Regions from separate parts of the Homo sapiens genome. Here region 2 is linked to region 1. The links are chromatin loops, found by intact Hi-C in ENCODE. Cell type or tissue: endothelial cell of umbilical vein. All regions are shown on one strand. Each heading gives the region's core, and the rest is flanking DNA. Links, peaks and the distances in the headings are about the cores only. Region 1 overlaps LOC101928516 (a long non-coding RNA gene). Region 2 overlaps LOC101928516 (a long non-coding RNA gene).

Region 1 (5,312 bases), core at 313-5,312:
TCATTATCTTTCTTGATAGAGGAAAAGATGAAGTTGCACCTAGTACATGTCACTATTATCTGGTGTGAATTAAAATGAAAAATGTTTGAAAATTGATGGCCCTCATCCTCTCCTTTACTTGTTTAAATCCTGTTTTTTTCATAAAGATGACCAAATAAAAGTTTATACTTTTGGACCATATTACATTAGATTTTCAGTAAGTCATCGTGACCAAATAATGTTTGAACTGTTACTGTCTTCAAGCTTTGACAAAAACTTGCTTGCTGTAAGTATTGGATGTATAGTTTTCATTTTGGCATTTTTTTATGTTGTTCACACATTTTTTGATAGGAGTACTCATTTTTACCTACAAAATTAAGAATAATTAAGAATAATCAAATTTGGTTTTCCTTGAAAATTGAATATGTTTTTTGTCTCTAATCAAGGAACTGCCCTACTGTATTAGTATGGTAAGTAATGCTAACTGTTGTAATAAACAAACTCAAAAATTTCAGTGGCTTAACACAATAAGTGTTATTTATCACTCACACAAGAGCCAGTGTGGGTATTTCTGGAGCCAGCGTGTGAATCGCCTTCTATGTGGTCATTCAAAAACCCAGACTCCTTCCACTTTGTGAGTTCATCCTTCTTTAAATATTAGAGTAGGGAAAGAGTGAGAAAATTATGCATGAGAGGCTTGTGTAGCCTGGGTTTGGGAGTGGTGCACATCTCTGTGGCTCACATTTCCTTGATCAAGAATCAGTTATGTGGCTACCATAACTGTAAGGAGAGTGGGGAATACAGCCTAACTATGTGTCCAGGAGGAAAAGGAATTCGGTGTTGGTTTATGCCATATTTGATTCCTTGACATTACGAGCTAGGTTTTCTTTTGTGAAGATGCAGCATAATTTATTGCAAAGGAGAAAGACTATTTTAAAAGTTAGATGCAGAATACCCAGTACACCCTGAGCGAGAAGGGATTCAGGGCAGGCAGCTTACAGGAATGAGACGCAAAGACTAGAACTAGGAACACTCCATTTATGGGAATCTTACATAATTATTCATAAGGAGGTGGGAAGAGGTGTTACTGGTAAGTATGTTCTGGGTGGTCCTCTTGGTGCACATACACAGTGGTTGTACATGCTTGTTTATATGTCACGTATCATTAGCATCTTAAATCTCAACCACGGTGTGATTTTTACTATTTATAATAGTAATAATGAGTAAAAGGTCACTTTAAGGACAGGTAAAATCAAAATGTGCATGCTCTCTACAAGGGTATTTCCCTTTGCTTGAATGAGTTGAAATACGATGCAAATGCTGGGGCTTGCTGGGTTGACAATATGCAGTCATCATGCATTCACCGTGGTTGCTGCATCCCGAGGACATTATCAGTATGCCAATGTGGTATACTGTAGTAATCACTTTCTTGAATACCCATCCTGCCTCAATAGTACTTGCTAGGTTTTATGCTTTATCATGCTATTAACTTTTAAAATATAATATTTTTATTTACACAATCTGAAATGTTCTTTGTAGCCTTGATTTTATGGTGATATTGAAAAAGGGTGGAAGTCTTATGCTATTTGATTGTTCACCATAACAATTCAATAAACTAATTTAATTGGAGTCTGTGATTGTATGAGTTCAGTCAGTCCAGCTTCTGCTTTTAGACAAATAGACCCCAATGAAGATATTGTAATTTACCTCCTTACAGCCCTGCAAAAAAGATTTTATGAGCCTTGATGATTGCAGTATGCTGCAGTGAAGGACTGAGGTTAGTCATAAGAAGGAGACCACTTTCCCAACTGCAATTCTCCCATTAGAATCAGATAATAGAGGAGATAAGAACTTAATTTGAAAATCATTGTTTCATAAAAAGTCCTCAAGTAAACACGAAAGTCTGTTCTGCTGTTCAGTAATTTTTGATTCCCAAATCATTATTTTCACTGTAAAGTATTACTCTCTTGGTTGTTTGAGCTATTATTAAGAAATTAGGGCACAAATCGAAGTAGCTAGAAATCAGTGAATAGATGGAAAATGTGGCATTTCTTTTAGAAATATTTCCAACTGAAATTTTACATCAGTTGTGGATTTGTCAAATATCCTGAAGAAATAATACTGGGAAAAAAAAAAACCTAAGTTAAGTTTAATTCTGCAAGTTTTCCCGCAATAGCGTATATATGTAATTAAGGCGAAGACTTGATCTATCTTTAGTGTGAGTTAACATCTCAAATATGTATGATGTAAAGCCTGAATCCCTGAAGCACATAAGCTTTCCCGTTCCTCTCCAGACGCTGACATTCCTTTCCTTCCTCCCTTTCATCCTTTTCTGGCATGACAAATATAGACGTGAATATGGAAACTGTCTATGGAGTTTTAAAGGACAAGCATTTCAAGCTGTTTTCCAGAGCAAAAGTTTTCCTATGTAATTTTTCTATACTCCAATACTTTTTCAGGTTTTATTAACATTTATTAATATTCTTCAACTTATTTTTCATTTTCATGCCAGAAGCTTGATCTCAAGGATGCTTTAAAGGAAACTTAATCAGTTTCCTTCCAGACATCTGATAAGAATTTGCCATGAGTTAATTTTCAATTAGTAGCTGGTAATGCGTATTATGCCATGAAACTGTCATCTGGTCAATTGTCTATATTGAGCTATTGAATATATAAATCTTCAAATATGATAATCTGCATTCTGGTATTGGAATAAAAGACTGAAGTTGCAGAATGAAATAATGGCACTTTATCTTCAAAATGGACAAATTTTATTTTGTGAATTAACTGAGATAATTTTTAGTTTCCTGTTGTGTTTTCTCCCTGCACAGTCCCAGGCCAAACTCTGTTTCCCATATTAGCTGACATGTGTTCAGTCATTGCAGACTGTTCTTCATTTGAGCCTAATGACAAAATAATTAAAAGATAAATCTTCTGCTTTAAAAATAACATATACTATAAAACCACATACTAATGATTTTTGGATTTTTGCATTTTTTTAATATCCCAGAACATAACTACTCTTTATCTGGGCAGCAAATGGTTCATTAGCTTTGGTTCCCTTACTTAGCACACTCAGCAGCTTGTCACATCCGAAGAATAAAAAAAGGAAGTCTCATTTTTCTTTAAACCTAAAAGTTGTATCTGCTACATTCCCTCTAACCAAAAAAAAAAGGGTTATAGAAAGAAATTCTCAGTTCCTCATAAAAGGATATAGAAAACAAATATCCGGATTCCAATTCTATGTGTTAATTATGTATAATATTGGAAGAGAGATAGTGTTTAAAAGAAAAGATGGTTAGCTCAGTATAAGGATTCAAGGTAGGTTTCTGAGAGGAAACTTGATGGAGACTGTAGTTGATAAAAGACATTCCAAGTAGAGGGAACATTTATACGAAAGCATTAGTGACATGATGCAGTAGGGTAAGTTCTAGAGCTATGATTGTACATTGTTAGGTAGAGTATAGGTGTGAAGGTAAAGATATGGGTAAGTGTGGGGAGGGGTGGGGTCAGACCCTGCTGTGTCAGAGCAGTACTGGTTCATGTCTGTTATCCTGGCATAATTATTAAGGAAGCCCTTTTTATTTTCAAAAGTGTCCTGGTTGGGATGGTAAATTACATCACCATTTTGGGGCAGGGGACTTTTGCAAACCATACAGTGCTGTTTCTTCCATTTCCTGGTCCTACTGACACTACCTCATCTTTTTTCAAATACTATAATTAGTCTTCTAGTCTACAATGAGCAGGAGAGAGGCAGAGGCCAGATCATGAAGGATTTTATAAATCTTGCTAAAGAGAATAAACTTTAAATCCTAAGAAAAAGGTCTAGTGAAAGGTTTTAAGCAGGAAAAATACATGTTTATTTGTTTTACAAAATGATTTGGAGGAGGACAGGAATGAAGCAGGCCAGTTGACAGCCAGCACCAATGACCAGCCATGTGAGTGAAAACATTTTAATCCATCCAGCCTTGTGTTAGTCAGGGTTCTCCAGAGGGACAGAATTAATAGGATATATGTATATATGAAAGGGAGTTTATTAGGGACAATTGGCTTACACATTCCCAAGGTGAAGTCCCACTATAGGCCTTCGGGAAGCTGGGGAAGAGAGAAGCCAGTAGTGGCTCAGTCCGAGTCCAAAAGCCTCAAAAGCAGGGAAGCCTACCATACTGCCTTTGGTTTGTGGCTGAAGGCCTGAGAACCCCCAGCAAACCACTGGTTTAAGTCCAAGAGTCCAAAGGCCAAATAAAAGAACCTGGAGTGTGATATTCAAGGGCAAGAGGAACAGATGGAAACATTCAGCATGGGAGGAAGATGAAAGCCAGAAGACTCAGCAATCCAGCTTATCCCACCTTCTTCCGACTGCTTTGTTCTAGCCATACTGGCAGCCGATGGGATGGTCTCCACGCACATTGAGAATGGGTCTTCCTATCCCAGTCCACTAACTCAAATGTTAACCTCCTCTGACAACACCCTCACAGACACACCCAGAAGCAATACTTTACCAGCTACCTAGACATCCTTCAATCAAGTTGACACCTAATATTAATCACCATAAGGCTCTAGTAAGTTGCCAGATTATTTCAATTTACTTAGGCCACCTAAATGGCTGAGGTGGGACAGACATAACAGCAGAACACAGCCCACACTGCAGATTCATTGAATCGTGAGAAAATAAAATGGTGGCTGTTTTAAGTTAATATATTTTGAGTGGTTTGTTACACAGCAATGAGACATGGCTTCAGTTTTTTATTAGAAAATATAATAATATATCAGAAAGTTTAAAGAGAGACTACATTACTATACAAATCAAAAGCAAAAATAAATATACTTAACGAAATTCTGCATTTAGTCATGATTCAAAATTCTTAGAAAAATTTAAATAAGAAAATACTTTTCAAACCTGCAAAAGAATATTATTTTTCAATTATCAGCCAGTTTTATGCTTAATGGTAAAACATTAAGGAACTTCTCATTAAAGTCATGAATAAGACAAATAGGCCAACTATCAAATGTTATTGCTTAATACTGTTTTCCAAGTTCTAGACAATGCGATAATGCATTCATCAGAGACATGAGACCTAAATATCAGAAAGAGATAAATTGTGATAATTTTTAGATATAGTTGACTGCTCAGCATTTTAAAGTAGTCTATGGGAAACAAATGCCTTTTTTTAAAGTTCAGAAAAATGACTAAATGCAATGTAAGTTGTAACAAATATGTATTAAGCAAGAATCAATAAAAAATTATAGAAAATCTAAATTACCACTCTAAGATAAAACAAAAATGAAAAACAATAAAAGAAACCCACCTAAGAATAATATGACCATCTAAC
Region 2 (5,381 bases), core at 1-5,000, 310 kb before region 1:
TCTAACAGTTTATCTGTGTCTAGAGTAGTAACAGTTGCTTATGTGAAGAGAACAAAGAATTACAGAAGAGGAATTATGTTAACATTTTACTTCAGAGACAGGTTTAATTTATTTTACTACATGAGCCCCTTTAGATACGGAGCTGATAGTAATTTCTTGCTGAAAGAACTAAAACGACCACTTCATTGGAAACTCATTAAGGAAAATGCCTGTGTATTATAACATCACCTTAGTCCTTACTTGTAGAAGAGCACATAATAGTCCCTTAAATTTTATTGAATGAGTAGAATTTCAGGCTACAATGTACCAACTTGCCCTATAAATTTTGTCAGGTAATGTTGGTATATTTTTCAAACACATTTCTTAGGACTATCAAAAAAAAGCAGAGACAGAAATTAAAGTGGTAAAGGGAAATTTTATTCAGGACTATTGCAATAGGGGAAGAGAGACCCCCATATAGAACTGGGCTTCATTCTAAATACATCAGGGATAAGTAGGGATTTATAGCCAAAGAGCAGGGATCAGAAAATTTTTATGTATTTATTTATTTATTTATTTATTATTATTATACTTTAAGTTTTAGGGTACATGTGCACAATGTGCAGGTTAGTTACATATGTATACAAGTGCCATGCTGGTGCGCTGCACCCACTAACTCATCATCTAGCATTAGGTATATTTCCCAATGCTATCCCTCCCCCCTCCCCCCACCCCACAACAGTCCCCAGAGTGTGATATTCCCCTTCCTGTGTCCATGTGTTCTCATTGTTCAATTCCCACCTATGAGTGAGAATATGCGGTGTTTGGTTTTTTTGTCCTTGCGATAGTTTACTGAGAATGATGATTTCCAATTTCATCCATGTATCTAATTAAACTAAAGAGCTTCTGCACAGCAAAAGAAACTACCATCAGAGTGAACAGGCAACCTACAAAATGGGAGAAAATTTTCGCAACCTACTCATCTGACAAATGGCTAATATCCACAATCTACAATGAACTCAAACAAATTTACAAGAAAAAAACAAACAACCCCATCAAAAAGTGGGTGAAGGACATGAACAGACACTTCTCAAAAGAAGACATTTATGCAGCCAAAAAACACATGAAAAAAATGCTCAGAAAATTTTTAAGAAGAGATACCAAGTCTGGGGGAAATTCTGGCAGAACCAACCTAACAGGATTCCTGCTGAAAACAGGCGAGGGTGATCAGCTAACAGGAGTGGGCAGAGAAAAATTTTGATCAGATACTGAGGGTGATCAGATATCAAGGATGAATAATTCTTGCTAAACTGTGTTGGCCGTATTATTTGCTAAAACTGGGTTTTAGAATGATGTGCACAGACAGGCCCAGGAGAAAGTCCAGAAGCCTGACTAAAGTTTGGCCAAGCAAAGAACTGTTGTTAGAATACAGTCCCACAAGAAGCCAAATGACAAAATAAATATATATATATATAAACAACAGAAGAAGAGCTTCTGGCAAGTAAGTTTGAGAAATAGCTGTATATCACATGCACCTTTGAAAGTGTATTTTAAATAACATTATACCAAAATTTCTTCATTTGTTCTTTCTGTATCTACTCTATTAATATGCTGCTTTATTCTTTTTCTCATTTATTAAACATTAGGATTTAATATACTAACTTCTTTTCTATTATTAATAACTGATCATCATGACACTCATGATTAATTAAATGTTTCATTACATAAGAATGGCATTGGGGCAATATGGAAAAAAGAGGTAGGTTTTATTTATCTATAGATATTTATTTTATTTTATTTTTTTTTGAGTGAAATTCTGCTTTATTTTATAATTAGAAAGGGCCAAGCTTTCTCCTGGTTCAGCAAACCATCTCTGATGAGCAGGTTAGGGGCAGGTTACCAGACTACCCACCATTCCCTTTTGTCAGATGCTCAGACTGCTCAACCGTAAGGGTTGGTCCTGCCTCAGAACCCACTCTGGTCATAGAGATCACAAACTAGGGTCCATCTGTCAGTCCTGACATTTCTCTAGGGGAAGGTGGAAGGAGAGAATTAGAGATGTCTCTAGTTGCAGAATTATGGCCTGCAGTGGGTCAAAGGAACATGACTAAGACCTCACAAAAGACAAGATTCTATCTTGTGGTGAGGGGTGTGGTTGGGGGTAGGAATTAATCAGAGTGAAGCATTCTTGCCTAGAGGTAAAGCTCTCCTTTTTCTTTTCTTTTTTTTTTTTTTTTTGTTTTCTTTCTTTTATTTAATTTATGTGATGAAACCTGGTCAAATTTTGGGCTGAGTTTTTTTTTTTTAGTTGATCATTCTTGGGTGTTTCTGGCAGAGGGGGATTTGGCAGGGTCATAGGACAATAGTGGAGGGAAGGTCAGCAGATAAACAAGTGAACAAAGGTCTCTGGTTTTCCTAGGCAGAGGACCCTGCGGCCTTCCGCAGTGTTTGTGTCCCTGGATACTTGAGATTAGGGAGTGGTGATGACTCTTAACGAGCATGCTGCCTTCAAGCATCTGTTTAACAAAGCACATCTTGCACCGCCCTTAATCCATTTAACCCTGAGTGGACACAGCACATGTTTCAGAGAGCATAGGGCTGGGGGCAAGGTCATAGATCAACAGCATCCCAAGGCAGAAGAATCTTTCTTAGTACAGAACAAAAATGGAGTCTCCCATGTCTACTTCTTTCTACACAGACACAGAAACAATCTGATTTCTCTATCCTTTCCCCACATTTCCCCCTTTTCTATTCCACAAAACCGCCATCGTCATCATGGCCCGTTCTCAATGAGCTGCTGGGTACACCTCCCAGACGGGGTGGCAGCCGGGAAGAGGGGCTCCTCAGTTCCCAGCAGGGGCGGCTGGCCGGGCGGGGGCTGCCCCCCACCTCCCTCCCAGACGGGGCGGCTGCTGGGCAGAGACGCTCCTCACTTCCCAGACAGGGCGGCTGCCGGGCAGAGGGGCTCCTCACTTATCAGACGGGGTGGCTGCCGGGCGGAGGGGCTCCTCACTTCTCAGATTGGGCGGCTGCTGGGCGGAGGGGCTCCTCACTTCTCAGATGAGGTGGCCGGCAGAGATGCTCCTCACCTCCCAGATGGAGTCGTGGCCGGGCAGAGGCGCTCCTCACATCCCAGACGGGGCGGCAGGGCAGAGGCGCTCCCCACATCTCAGACGATGGGCGGCCGGGCAGAGACGCTCCTCGCTTCCTAGACGGGATGGCAGCCGGAAAGAGGCGCTCCTCACTTCCCAGACTGGGCAGCCGGGCAGAGGGTCTCCTCACATCCCAGACGATGGGCGGCCAGGCAGAGACGCTCCTCACTTCCCAGATGGGGCGGCGGCCGGGCAGAGGCTGCAATCTCGACACTTTGGGAGGCTAACGCAGGCGGCTGGGAGGTGGAGGTTGTAGCTAGCCGAGATCACGCCACTGCACTCCAGCCTGGGCAACATTGAGCAATGAGTGAACGAGACTCCGTCTGCAATCCCGGCGCCTCGGGAGGCCGAGGCTGGCAGATCACTCGCGGTTAGGAGCTGGAGACCAGCCCAGCCAACACAGCGAAACCTCGTCTCCACCAAAAAAATATGAAAACCAGTCAGGCGTGGTGGCACGTGCCTGCAATGGCAGGCACTTGGCAGGCTGAGGCAGGAGAATCAGGCAGGGAGGTTGCAGTGAGCCGAGATGGCAGCAGTACAGTCCAGCTTCGGCTCGGCATTAGAGGGAGACCGTGAGGAGAGGGAGACTGTGGGGAGAGGGAGAGGGAGAGGGAGAGCATCTATAGATATTTCAATTGTACTGGCTCTTGATATTTTTAGTAAGAGTTTTCATGTGAGGAAGTACTCAAGTTTGAAAAAACCTCTTTATAAATCCAAAGACTTAGAAGGAGTTTCTAATACATAATACAAATGCCAACAATTAAGCAATTCGAGGAATTTTCTTACTGACCTTCCTATTTATTTAAAATTAATATAAAAATTAGTCTTCCTGATTTCTTCATGGCTGTGCTTGATTGCATAAAGTTGCTTTTACCTGGCCATCTTTTAACATTTTGTTTTTTATTTGGAGTTGCTAAATTAAAGGAAGGAAGCTGTCACAAATTGCTAAAAATAATACATTGAACTATAAATATGAATCATTTAGATTCCAGTATATTTATTTATATACCACCCTTTTTCTGAAATAATTTGAAGAAGCTTATTACTTTATGTACAGAATTTTTTTTATGAAGACCATAATGAGTACAGTGAACACAGCTGTAATTACTATTCCAGCCCTGAAAGCCACTGTGATGAAGTCATGGAATTATGATCTCTTCTAAGCTTATAATTGTGAGCAAACATATGTACAAGTTTATATTACTGCAGTGGGATCCTCAGAAAGAATCACATTCTGGAAACATTTAAGACAAAATAAGCCTTTCTGATCTGCTAATAAAGTAAACAATCTTGATTTAAAAAGAATAAATCATGTGTTAGGGACAAAAATGTGAAGTTCTTTGTGTGAGATCACAGCTCAGTGCTCTCTTCAAAAACAAAAAGTCATGCAGTTGTTTTTATTGTTTAAATATAAATAATTCACGTTCCAAAAATGTCTCCTCAGGCTAACTCAGTATCATTTTAAGGTATTTTTTTTTAAGTTTACACTTGACCTGAATCTTGTCTCTCAAGCAGACAGGACATGTTTTCTAGAATAATTGGCACATTAATAATTAGCCAACCCTGGGGCACAGGGAGGAAAGAAAACATTTCAGGGCTATTAGACACCAAACACCACTTTCAAACGGGGCTGTACCTGGTGAGAAAGGGGGATGGCCATCCAAGTGTCCACACTTGGAGATTCTGCAAAGAGGCTTCCCCTTGCAATGATTCTTTATGCAGCCCATATTTTTCTGTGAGAAGTGGCAAGACAGAAATGAAAGCTGTGAATTGATCTGCCTGCTTAGTAAGCCAAGCTTATAAAAGAAAAAAATTTGCTCAAGTTTCCTGACCTTGTCACCTTGTTTAAGAGACTGAAAGAACCTGACCTTTCCTTCTACCATTTTGTCTGCTTCTGCAACTTGGCATGAATTGTGATTTGGAATAGAGTTAAAATCTCTTTTGGTGTTAGACTTATTCAAGGAAAAATATATCCAAGGATATATAATTCTGAACTTCCAAGAAAAAATCCTAAATGCAGCAAGTAATGCATTTTAAAGGAAACGTGAAAGTATAATTTGTGTTAAATTGTTAAAGGGTTTTAAAACATTAAAATTCATTTATTAAAATAACTTGCATTTTACATGTATTGTAGAAAACCTGAAAACTCTAGAAAAATATAAAGTAAAACAAAAGCATCCATACTTTTGTTATCCAAAAAATGCTATTAATCTTTTAGTGTTTTTCCTAAATATATATAATAACAGGCAC

What was found. Peaks named below come from ENCODE experiments on the same cell type or tissue, not always from the same donor. Only the 100,000 strongest peaks of a DNase experiment are listed, where the experiment ranks them.
Region 2: it touches region 1 in a loop (2.5-fold over the local background); 1 of 110 quality-filtered maps calls a loop at or near these places.

The regions. Positions count from the first base shown.
Region 1 is chr6:74,566,780-74,572,091 of GRCh38, forward strand. All of the region lies in intron 2 of LOC101928516 (a long non-coding RNA gene), which reads left to right. Among named protein-coding and RNA genes, the nearest start is that of SNORD156, 560 kb to the right of the region's middle. In endothelial cell of umbilical vein, for the core only: no CTCF peak of the experiment used is centred there; a DNase peak (open chromatin) is centred at 2,282; H3K27ac peaks cover 2,211 bases.
Region 2 is chr6:74,252,249-74,257,629 of GRCh38, forward strand. The region is part of intron 1 of LOC101928516 (a long non-coding RNA gene); the gene reads left to right. Among named protein-coding and RNA genes, the nearest start is that of CD109, 560 kb to the left of the region's middle. In endothelial cell of umbilical vein, for the core only: no CTCF peak of the experiment used is centred there; no DNase peak of the experiment used is centred there.